Linked DNA regions of Homo sapiens: all the other regions are linked to region 2. The links are chromatin contacts, found by Hi-C or POLR2A ChIA-PET in ENCODE. All regions are on one chromosome and are shown on one strand. The core of a region is the stretch at or near the end of the contact, and the rest is flanking DNA. Distances in the headings are between cores, read along the strand shown. Region 1 overlaps MRTFA (myocardin related transcription factor A). Region 2 holds the start of MRTFA (myocardin related transcription factor A). Region 3 has its middle 54 kb from the start of MCHR1.

Region 1 (3,502 bases), core at 163-2,662, 69 kb after region 2:
TGTTCCCTCATTGTTTTAAAGCTTTAAATATATAATTGTGCTGGGCTTAAAATGGTATTAAAATATCTGTTGCATTTTATTTGATCAAAAATTCTCAGCACCTTTTACAGAATATTAATTGGCTAAGAGTAATACTGTTTGAAGCAAGAGGCTTTGAAAGGAAGAATAATGAGCCATGACTAAGGAGCTGTTTTTATTTAAATTGTCAAGATTCGTTGTATTTCCAGAGGTTCTGCCTTGATCAAAGTCTTTAATAACCACAACTAAGTGAAAATGCATTTTTAACACAAACTCTGTACTGTATTCCATGAAGGTAACTTGAAGAGCCATTGCTTTTGTGTGGTAACTGATCTTACCAGAGTAGATTAGTTTAATTAATAAGCTAGTTTTTATAATTAAAGTGTAATTGGAAGAATAATTCATGAACATGCTGTTGATGGCCTGAGTGTTTTCACTGGTGCTACAGTGCTGTCATCAGTGTGTGCATTGTCCTGAGAGTTCCTCATTGTGGCTCTGGTAGGTGCTTAGAAGCTTTAGGCTTGACCTCTTGACCCATAGACACATTTCAACCTTGAATATACACTTTCCTCTGAGTGTGTGTTGCTGTGTTTGGATACTCTTACAAAATTATGACAGGTTCTTTTTTTATGGCAAGATATTTTATTTCCAGTATTTTAAAAATATTTGCTCAAGAATTTAGGAAAATATTCATGGTTCATTTTATAAAGTAGGAGCATATTCTTGATCTATCCGGAGAGGATGTCATTGAGAAACCTAAGGATATGAGGCTTCTGGCACTGGAAAATAGGGCTGTTCTTCAAATGCCCCATTGTCATGTGAAAACAAAGCACAATACTATAAATGTCTTCCTTTCCCCCCAAACTACTGCCTGTCTTTATGCTAGGTGAGGTTTGTCTCAACAAGTTTTTCATTCCAAAGTTAATATTTTCAAAAATAGTTTTTTTTATATTATTCATACCTGAACAGAATTATTATTGTAGATTTTCTGTGTGGTAGATTTTCTTACTGTGGCAGGTTTTCCGTGGCCTGGCAACATTTCAGGTTGTCTAGGCTGATTGCTGCATGGAGTTTTGATGTAAGAGTAGAATCGACTGAAGAATTCCTAACTTGAAAATTGTCTCATAACAGATTACATAATTTTGTAGGTGAATACACAAAATATGTGCAGATGATCATATTTAAATTTATTCAGGTCTCTTATACGTAGCGTGTGGACTTCTAAATATCCGTCACTCAGTCTCTTAGAGAAGAACTCTAGAAGACAAATAGAATTCCACCTTTAAAAATTGGAACACATTTGAACACCATAGAAAAAGGATTGAGAATCATAAGGAAAGCATACCTGTAGTGTTTGTGGGCATGAATAAAGTTCAAGGAATGTAATGAAGTCATCTTGTCAAAATAGTGCTTTAATTTTCAAGCAGCCTTTTTGGAGGTGGGGGAGGAGTTTAAGGCAAATTGTCAAATTTCTGTTAAATGTTTGCAAGAAAATATTACCTTGTAGTTAATGTCTCTACTTTTCAGAGTACCTTCTTATAAGACCCTTCATGATAGGACAGATAATAATAACAAATGTTTATTCAGAGCGACTTACTCAAGGTCACATCACCAAACTCAGTGATATATTAAGACACAGGTCAAAACAACATTATTACATTTTCATTAGGGGCCAGGCAGAATAGTAAATTATACCAAACTCAGAGTCAGGTGGCACGCTAAGGTGAACAGCTCCCTTGTCATTCTTTCTCTACACACCTGCCAAAATGATTATTTATTTATTTTTATTTATTTTTTGAGACGGAGTCTTGCTCTGTTGCCCAAGCGAGGGTGCAGTGGTGTGATGTCGGCTCACTGCAACCTCCGCCTCGCGGGTTCAAGTGATTCTCCTGCTTCAGCATCCCTAGTAGCTGGGATTGCAGGCACTCGCCACCATGCTCCGCTAATTGTTTGTATTTTTACTAGAGATGAGGTTTCAACATGTTGGCCAGGCTGGTCTCAAACTCCTGGCCTCAAGTGATCCATCAGCCTTGGGCCTCCCAAAGTGCTTGGATTACAGGCATGAGCCACCATGCCCAGCCCTCAAAATGATTATTTAAAAAGATAAATCAGCCAGGCGTGGTGGCTCACGCCTGTAATCCCAGCACTTTGGGAGGCTGAGGCGGGTGGATCACGAGGTCAGGAGTTCAGTACCAGTCTGGCCAAGATGGTGAAAGCCCGTCTCTACTAAAAATGCAAAAAAATTAGCCAGGTGTGGCGGTGGGCACCTGCAATCCCAGCTATTCAGGAGGCCGAGGCAGAGAATTGCTTGAACCCAAGAGGTGGAGGCTGCAGTAAGCCGAGATCACGCCACTGCACTCCAGCCTGGGCGACAGAGTGAGACTCTGTCTCAAAAAAAAAAAAAAATGATAAATCAGATCATATCACTCCATTGTGTAAAACCTCCCAGTGGCATCCAGTTGTTTATGTAATATACTTATGTCCATTCCTCTCGGGCCATGCCATTCATTTAGTTCCTTCAAGATACCAAGCTCATTCCTGCCTCATGGCTTTTTAACTTGCATATGCTGTTCCCTCTGCATGGCTGGCTGTTTCTTGTCAAGTTCAGACAGAGCCATAGAGGCATGAGGTCTGAAGCTTCACTGCCCAGGATCAAGTATTTAACCTCTCAGTGTCTCAGTTTCCTCAACTGTAAAAAATTATGGATAATTTAGGTAAATATACGTCTTAGTGTTGTGAAGATTGAATGCATACACATACAGTGCCTCATTTATAATAAGGGTTGGCTATACAAGTCTCTTTCGGATATCACTTCCTCAATGAGACCTCTTTTGGTCATTTAATCTAAATTAGCCACCTGGCCCCCAGGCACATAATGCTTATAGTTATCCAAAAACTTTTTATTGTATATTTATTTTCATTTTTATGTCTCTCCCACTATAATGTAGGCCCAAGAAAGCGAAGATATTTTCTGTCTGTTGTACTCCCAGTGCCTAAAACAGTGCCTCATCACTATGCATTTGTTGAGTGAATTAATGAAAGTCAGGTCTACCCCAGAAGGTCTTTTGTTTTTTTTTGAAGTGGGGATCGAGTCTCGCTCTGTTGCCCAGGCTGGAATGCAGTGGTGCGATCTTGGCTCACTGCAGTCTCTACCTCCTGGGCCCAAGTGATCTTCTCACCTCAGCCCCCGGAGTAACTGAGAGTACAGGTGTGCACAACCGTGCCCAGCTAATTTTTGTATTTTTAGTAGAGACGGAGTTTCACTGTATTGGCCAGGCTGGTCTTGAACTCCTGATCTCAAGTGGTCCTCCCGCCTTGGCCTCCCAAAGTCCTGGGATTGCAGGCATGCACCACTGCACCCAGCCTACCCCAGGAGGTCTTCATGAGTTCCATAAGACTGAAAGGCAATTTATGTTGTTTAGTTAAGGGAAGATGTTCACATGTATACCTAACACACATGGTAGGGGCTTGTTGGGAATGGTAT
Region 2 (3,238 bases), core at 116-2,615:
CCCCTTTTCAGTCTTTGCATCTTCACGCGGGTCCGCCCCAAACCTAGAAGAACGCCCCTGACCACTTCTTCTTCTATCTACTGTTACTCCTTCCTCTGACTCTGGTGACCCCATCCCGGAAGCCTTCCGGAAAGCGCTTCCCCCTTTTCCACCCCATCGAGTTGGGGTTATTTCTCCTTTTCTGGGCTCTCTCCCATTGCTGGGGAGGAAGGCGGATACGAAGGGCCTGCATGACCGCAGCTGTCATCACAGTGGGCCTGGCTTACCTTGTTGCTCTCTCCCCTTTCGCCTTTCTCCTTTCTCCCTGTTGCAGTCATGGACTTCACTCATAATACATATACATATACATATACATATACATATACATATACATATACACATACACATACACATACACATACACATACACATACACATACATATACATGTTTTTAAATCGGGCAGCCACCCGCTCCCCGCCCTCAGCCCGGAATAGGTTCAGAGAGGTGCCCGGGTTCACTTGCGGAGCGTGTGGCCTCTGCGCCTAACGCGCGCCCCTTCACTACACGAATGGGTGCGGGCAAGGGTATAGGATTTTAGAATTCCAAGAGTTGTCGGGGGTCATCCCGTGGAATCCTCTTTTTTGCAGATGCTCTTCCTGGAGCCTTCCGATGCAAGCTCTTGGGCTCACGCAGCCCTTTTCCTCTTCTAAGCCCAGAGCGCTTTCGCTGCTGCTGATCTCCACGGCCTCGGCAGATAGGGAGGGGCAGGCAGGTGTCAGCGTCCTCCCTTTCACCGTTGGGGAAACTGACTCAGAGAAACAAGGCGACGGGCCTCGGCGGGGCGGGACCGTAACGGGAATTCAAGGCTCCAGGCCAGAGCGGAATTTATTGTGTCTCGTTTTGGGAAGCGTGAATGTGAAATGATCGACTTCGGAGCCCCAGGCGGAGACCCTTCAGTCCCCGACAAGAATCGGGATGGGGTCTGGGATTAATGCAGTAATTACTCGCGCCTGGGCATTGACCCCTTGGCAACTTCGCAAGATCCGGCAGGGTCCACCGCCCTTCCCTTCACAGGGTGACCACAGGGCTGCGGCCTCTTTAAGGCCCAGAGCTCCGCCCCCGGCTCGTCGCCAACCCCCTCGCCGCAGCTCAGCCAGTTCCAGACTTTCCTCAGAGATGAGGTCATCTCCCCGTTGCCCATTGGCTGCGCCGTGCCGTCAGTCACAGGAAGTCAGGCCGCCGTTTTCGCCTTCTTCATGCCGCTTCCTTCTCCGCCCGCCCTTTAGTCCGCCGATCACGACCCCGATCAGGCCTCTGATTGGCTAGCGCCGCCGTCACTTCTCCAGCGGACAGTCTTCAGGACGGGAGGCGGGCGTGGTGGGCGGGCCCGCAGCTTCCGTGGCTGAGAGGAGCCGGCGGCGGCAGTGTCTGTGGTGGCCGCGGCGGCGAGAGCGACGGTCCCATCTTTCCCACCCTCTTGGTTGCCGCTGGCCACACGCCCTCCGCTGGCGGCGACTTCTCAGCTCCGTGCGCCCGGGCTGGACAGTGAGCCTCGAGAGGAGACGCGGGCGGCTAGAGCCGGAGTGGGGCGAGCCGCGGAACCCGGCCGGGAGCCGCGCGAGGCGGTGAGTGAGAGTCCGGGTTGGGGACCCCTCCCCCACCGCGGCCTCGCCCCGCCTGGAGCATCCTTTTTCCCCCCCGACCCTGCTGCGCGCGTCCTCGGGGGGTCGGGCGAGGCGGCCCTCGCGTCCCCTGCCCTCTTCTTGCCGGCCTTCTGCCCCTGCCCTCGGGGCCGGAGTCGCAGAGCGGCGGTCACTGTGCCGGGGCTGGGACCCGGGCCGGGCCGGGCGGGCGGGCGCGGTCGTGCACCTGTGCACTGCCTGGCAGGGCTGTGCTGCGCGGGGCGGGGAGGCACGGAGGTCCTCGCCCTCGCTTCTCCCGGGATGTGTTTTGATTGCAGGGACGGGGTGTCGGCCGCTTTCTCTGGGGTCTTGTGCAGACCTTCAGGATCCAAGTGCAGTCCTTGGGATTCCCAGGCAAGGAGGCTCAGCTGGACTTGTTGGTGCCAGTATAGCAAACCTGAATGCTGCCAGGTGTACAGGGCTCTGCAAATCTGAAACTTGATGGCCAAGAACTTTACCTCCTAAGAAAGCGTCTGTCAGGACGCTGATGCAGTCCACCCTCCCCGCTTCGGGTACCTTTGATACTCCATAGTGCCTAGGGCTGGACCTTTTGAGTCGACTCCCAAACCTGCCACTTGCTAGCTGTGTAATCTTGTGCCTTGGTTTCCTCGTCTGAAAAATGAGGATAATAGCACCAATCGCATACGGTTGTTTGTTGTAAGTGTCGAATGAAATAATTCACGTGAAGCGTTTGACACAGTGCTTGGCCCATAGTAAGGGCCCAAGAAATGTTTGCTTTTGGGATGTTGAGAATGCCTGGTTTGCCTGTGTGCCTTTAAGCACTAGCCCAGCTTGGCATTGTCAAGATTTCTCTCTGTTGTCTCCCTGTTATGCAGCATAACGAAAGGGCAGTTGAATGGTTAACTTGCTTGCCAGCCTCTGTTTGGCATGAAGTGTGTGTATATACAGGAATGTGGAATACATCACTTAAATATAATAATGGAATTACCCCATGCTTCGTATGTTTTTACATAGTTTTAAACTCATAAGACGTCTGGAATGTCCCCGAGTTGCAAGTTTTTGAGATCTTTTCAGGGTCCTTTCTACATCAAGCCGAAGCCTGTAACGTTAAGACTTATTGTCAGTAAGAAGTTAGACCTACATGTTTTACTTCAGAAGACCCCCAAAACTCCAAATGTCACTTACGCAGTTTTACTGTTGAAAAGCAGTCATCTCCCGGGGGTGAGGTGGTACAGCCAGCTGGCCCACAGCCCTATGACTGCAGGGTGGGGAACCTTTGGCTGGAAGTTATTAAACTAAGTTTTGCTTAATGTCGTTTGCATTTTTCATAGCGAACCAAAGGGCTTTATGTTACTGTTTCTTATTGAAATGATTTAGAAAGAAGCAATCCATTACTGCGTTCTTTAAAAACACCTGCAAAGAAAAAAATATCTGTAGTTTAGCTCTAGTGTTTGTTTCAGTTTTTGGCCAATAACTATTAAGAAGAGCCCGTTTTTAAGAAGGCTTCCAAAAGTCACATCCACTTGAATAAGTTATTTAGAGTCAAATCAAGAGAGGTGGAAGAGTAATATGTATCCCATCACCCAAAAGTATTTATTGGAGAGTTTCCATGTC
Region 3 (3,119 bases), core at 561-3,060, 96 kb before region 2:
CCAACAGCTGACATCGTATCACAATGAACAGATAATTGCTTTGTGTTTTCGTTTTTTTTTTTTTTTTTTTTGAGATGGAGCCTCACTGTGTTGCCCAGGCTGGAGTGCACTGGCACGATCTCGGCTCACTGCAAGCTCCGCCTCCCGGGTTTATTCTCCCACCTCAGCCTCCCTAGTAGCTGGGATTACAGGTGTGCGCCACCATGCCTGGTCAAGTTTTGTATTTTTAGTAGAGACAGGGTTTCACCATGTTGGTCAGGCTGGTCTTGAACTCCTGACCTCGTGATCTGCCTGCCTCGGTGTCCCAAAGTGCTGGGATTACAGGTGTGAGCCACGGCGCCTGGCCAGGCTTTGTGTTTTCTATTGGCTGTCATCACAGTCCAGCCTGTTTATTTCCATCTGAGGGAAGCAGATTCATTCTCTTATTGTATCCCGTTCTGTCACGTTCACACTACTGAGTGTCACTTTATTAACTGTAAATTCCAAGGGAAAACATCTCTGTTTCAGCAGAGATCTACATTTCACATGACTAAGTGGCCTTTCTAGGGAGGCCACTCTGTGGTATGTTGCGTTCCCTAAGAGACAGGCTTGTAGCTATAGAAACTGTAACCTTGTGTAGCCAATGGTGTGGCAGGGGTAGCGCTGACTTTGTTGATTTCTTTCTTCTTCACTGTGGTTCAAAATACCTGGGGACATTGCTGAAATAACTGAAAGATGGTTCCCCTTCCCCTACTGCCCCAACTGTGTCTTTTGCCCTTCTGTATCATTAGATGTAAAACTCAGGAGATTTTTTATTTTTATTTTTGAGACAGGGTCTCATTCTGTCACCCAGGCTGGAGTGCAGTGGTGCAGTCTCGGCTCACTGCAACCTCCGCCTCCCAGGTTGAAGCGATTCTCCTGCCTCAGCCTCCTGTGTAGCTGGGATTACAAGCACATGCCATCACGCCTGGCTAATTTTTGTATTTTTAGTAGAGATGGGGTTTCGCCGTGTTGGCCAGGCTGATCTTGAACTCCTGATCTCAAGTGATCCTCCCACCTCGGCCTCCCAAAGTGCTGAGATTACAGGCATGAGCCACCACGCCCAGCAGGACCTGGTATCTTCTAAATCAGAGTAGGATTTTGTTTCACAGGTCCTCGAGATTAGGAAAAGAAATAAGTAAAATAAAATAAAGAGGCCAGACAGGGTGGCTCACAACTATAATCCTAGCACTTTGGGAGGCTGAGGCGGGTGGATCACCTGAGGTGAGCAGTTCAAGACCAGCCTGGCCAACATAGCGAAACCCCATCTCTACAAAAAATACAAAAATTAGCCGGACGTGGTGCTGAGCGCCTGTAGTCCTGGCTGCTCCGGAGGCTGAGGCGGTAGGATCGCTTGAGTCCAGGAAATTGAGGCTGCCGTGAGTGGAGATCATGCCACTGCACTCCAGTCTGAGTGACAAAAAGACCCTGTCTCAAAAAAAAAAAAAGAAAAGAAAAGAAATGAAAAAGAGAGAGAGAGTAAAGGGTGAGAGTGCAAGAGTGGATTAAAAAAAGTAATAATAAAGAAAAAAAAGTTTGACTTTGCTGGAATTGTTACAAGAATGTTGTCTCAGGAAGACAAAACAGAAGGTAAAAGCAAGCAAGGGTGAATGATACTGGCAGGCTGCAGACAGACCGTGTGTCCAGAAGGAACTATTTGCACTTTAGAGAAAGGACACCAAAGAAAGAAAAGAGCAGTAATTCCCCAGGGCTGTGTAAGGGAGGGGAGCTGCCAAATCTGGTGGAGGAGAGTATTACAGTCACTAGGGCGGTGCGTCCTGCCCCGAGGCAGGAACAGGCAGTTTCTTGTTTATTCAGCACACACAGATTGAGTGCTTACTGTGAACCAGGTGCTCCGGCTCAGGTGCTAGGAGGTGAAAGGTAAGTAGGCTCTGCCCTCGCCTCTCACGTTTTGGGGAGGCTGAGGCACAACCTCGGAGGAGTCTGTGATTCCAAGTTCACAAAGCCCGCAGGGTAACTCAATATTGCAAAAGGCTGCTGCAGGCCTGAGACCACAACTGCCACAGCCCTCTCCTCATCTTTTTGACTTGTAAGTAATTGTGACTCCTGCAATCCAGGCTAACAAAGTAAGAGAGATAGTTGTTTGGTCCAAATACTCTTAATTGATCCTATGAAATCCATTTTGCTGTGCAAAGGAAGTTGGGCAATATTCTAGTCTAGGCTCGGCCCACAGAGAATTTATACAAGAATCCTATAAACCAGGCCAGGTGTGGTGGCTCACACCTTGAATCCCAGCCCTTCTGGAGGCCAAGGCGAGAGGATCTCTTGAGACCAGGTGTTCAAGACTAGCCTGGGCAACATAATGAGACTGCATCTCCACAAAACGTTTTTTTTTTTTTTTGAGACAGTCTCACTCTGTTGCCCAGGCTGGAGTGCAGTGGCACGATCTCAGCTTACTGCAACCTCTGCCTCAGCCTCCTGAGTAGCTGGGATTACAGGCGCCCGCCACTACGCCCAGCTAATTTTTTGTATTTTTAGTAGAGACGGGGTTTCACCATGCTGGCCAGGCTGGTCTTAAACTCCTGACCTCGTGATTCTCCCGCCTCAGCCTCCCAAAGTGCTGGGATTAAAGGTGTGAGCCACCGCGCCTGGCCCACAAAACATTTTAAAAGTCCAGGCACGGTGGTATTCGCCTATAGTCCCAGCTACTCAAGAGGCTGAAGTAGGAGAATCACTTGAGCCCAGGAGGTCGAGGCTGCAGTGAGCCATAATCATACCACCGCACTCCAGCCTGAGTGACAGAGCAAGACCCTGTCTCTAAAAAAAAAACCAAAAAGAATTTTATAAGACAAAATATCACAGTAATGTTTTCAGCCTCTTCCCGACAGCGACCCTATTCCATCATTCTGGAGACCCACCTTACAACACCCCCTCCCCACCCTCCTTCATGCAAAGGAAACTGCTGACATCCTGCTTGACAGAGCAGTTTGTGGTTTTGTTTGTGTGTATTTGATTAGTGTTAGTCAGGTGACTCAGTCCCTAAGAACCCGACCTAGTTTTACGTGCACCAGAAAAGGTGTGCTCGAGGCCAGATGTGGTGGCTCACGCCTGTAATCTCAGCACTTTGGGAGGCCGAGGTA

What was found. A loop is a pair of places that touch in the nucleus more often than their neighbours do. ChIA-PET counts read pairs that join two places held with the same protein, here RNA polymerase II (POLR2A). Pooled maps may share reads with other maps.
Region 1: a map of PC-9 shows a loop between it and region 2 (9-fold over the local background). The contact joins the enhancer-like site here to the promoter of MRTFA in region 2. A Hi-C loop is called at or near these places in 24 of 168 maps with a recorded cell type or tissue (K562, PC-9, Right ventricle myocardium inferior and 6 more) and 15 of 50 pooled maps. POLR2A ChIA-PET finds 5 or more read pairs at or near these places in 12 of 52 experiments (A673, AG04450, H1 and 8 more).
Region 3: a loop to region 2 is called in a pooled map, with 5 times the contacts of the local background. The contact joins the enhancer-like site here to the promoter of MRTFA in region 2. A Hi-C loop is called at or near these places in 5 of 50 pooled maps. POLR2A ChIA-PET finds 5 or more read pairs at or near these places in 6 of 52 experiments (CD4-positive, alpha-beta memory T cell, GM12878, H1 and 3 more).

Annotation. Positions count from the first base shown.
Region 1 is chr22:40,565,146-40,568,647 of GRCh38, reverse strand. The region is part of intron 2 of MRTFA (myocardin related transcription factor A); the gene reads left to right. Among named protein-coding and RNA genes, the nearest start is that of MRTFA-AS1, 45 kb to the right of the region's middle. Within about 2 kb of position 1,412, at least 3 of the 41 ENCODE cell types and tissues checked have a DNase peak (open chromatin) inside an H3K27ac peak, as active enhancers do; they include PC-9, where a contact is called at or near this core.
Region 2 is chr22:40,634,846-40,638,083 of GRCh38, reverse strand. It overlaps MRTFA (myocardin related transcription factor A), which reads left to right and starts at 1,365. Exons shown (of 15, transcript NM_020831.6): 1 at 1,365-1,606. RefSeq lists enhancers at 1-291, 1,031-1,340 and a silencer at 1,601-1,910.
Region 3 is chr22:40,731,567-40,734,685 of GRCh38, reverse strand. No RefSeq gene overlaps it. Among named protein-coding and RNA genes, the nearest start is that of MCHR1, 54 kb to the right of the region's middle. Within about 2 kb of position 1,810, at least 19 of the 41 ENCODE cell types and tissues checked have a DNase peak (open chromatin) inside an H3K27ac peak, as active enhancers do.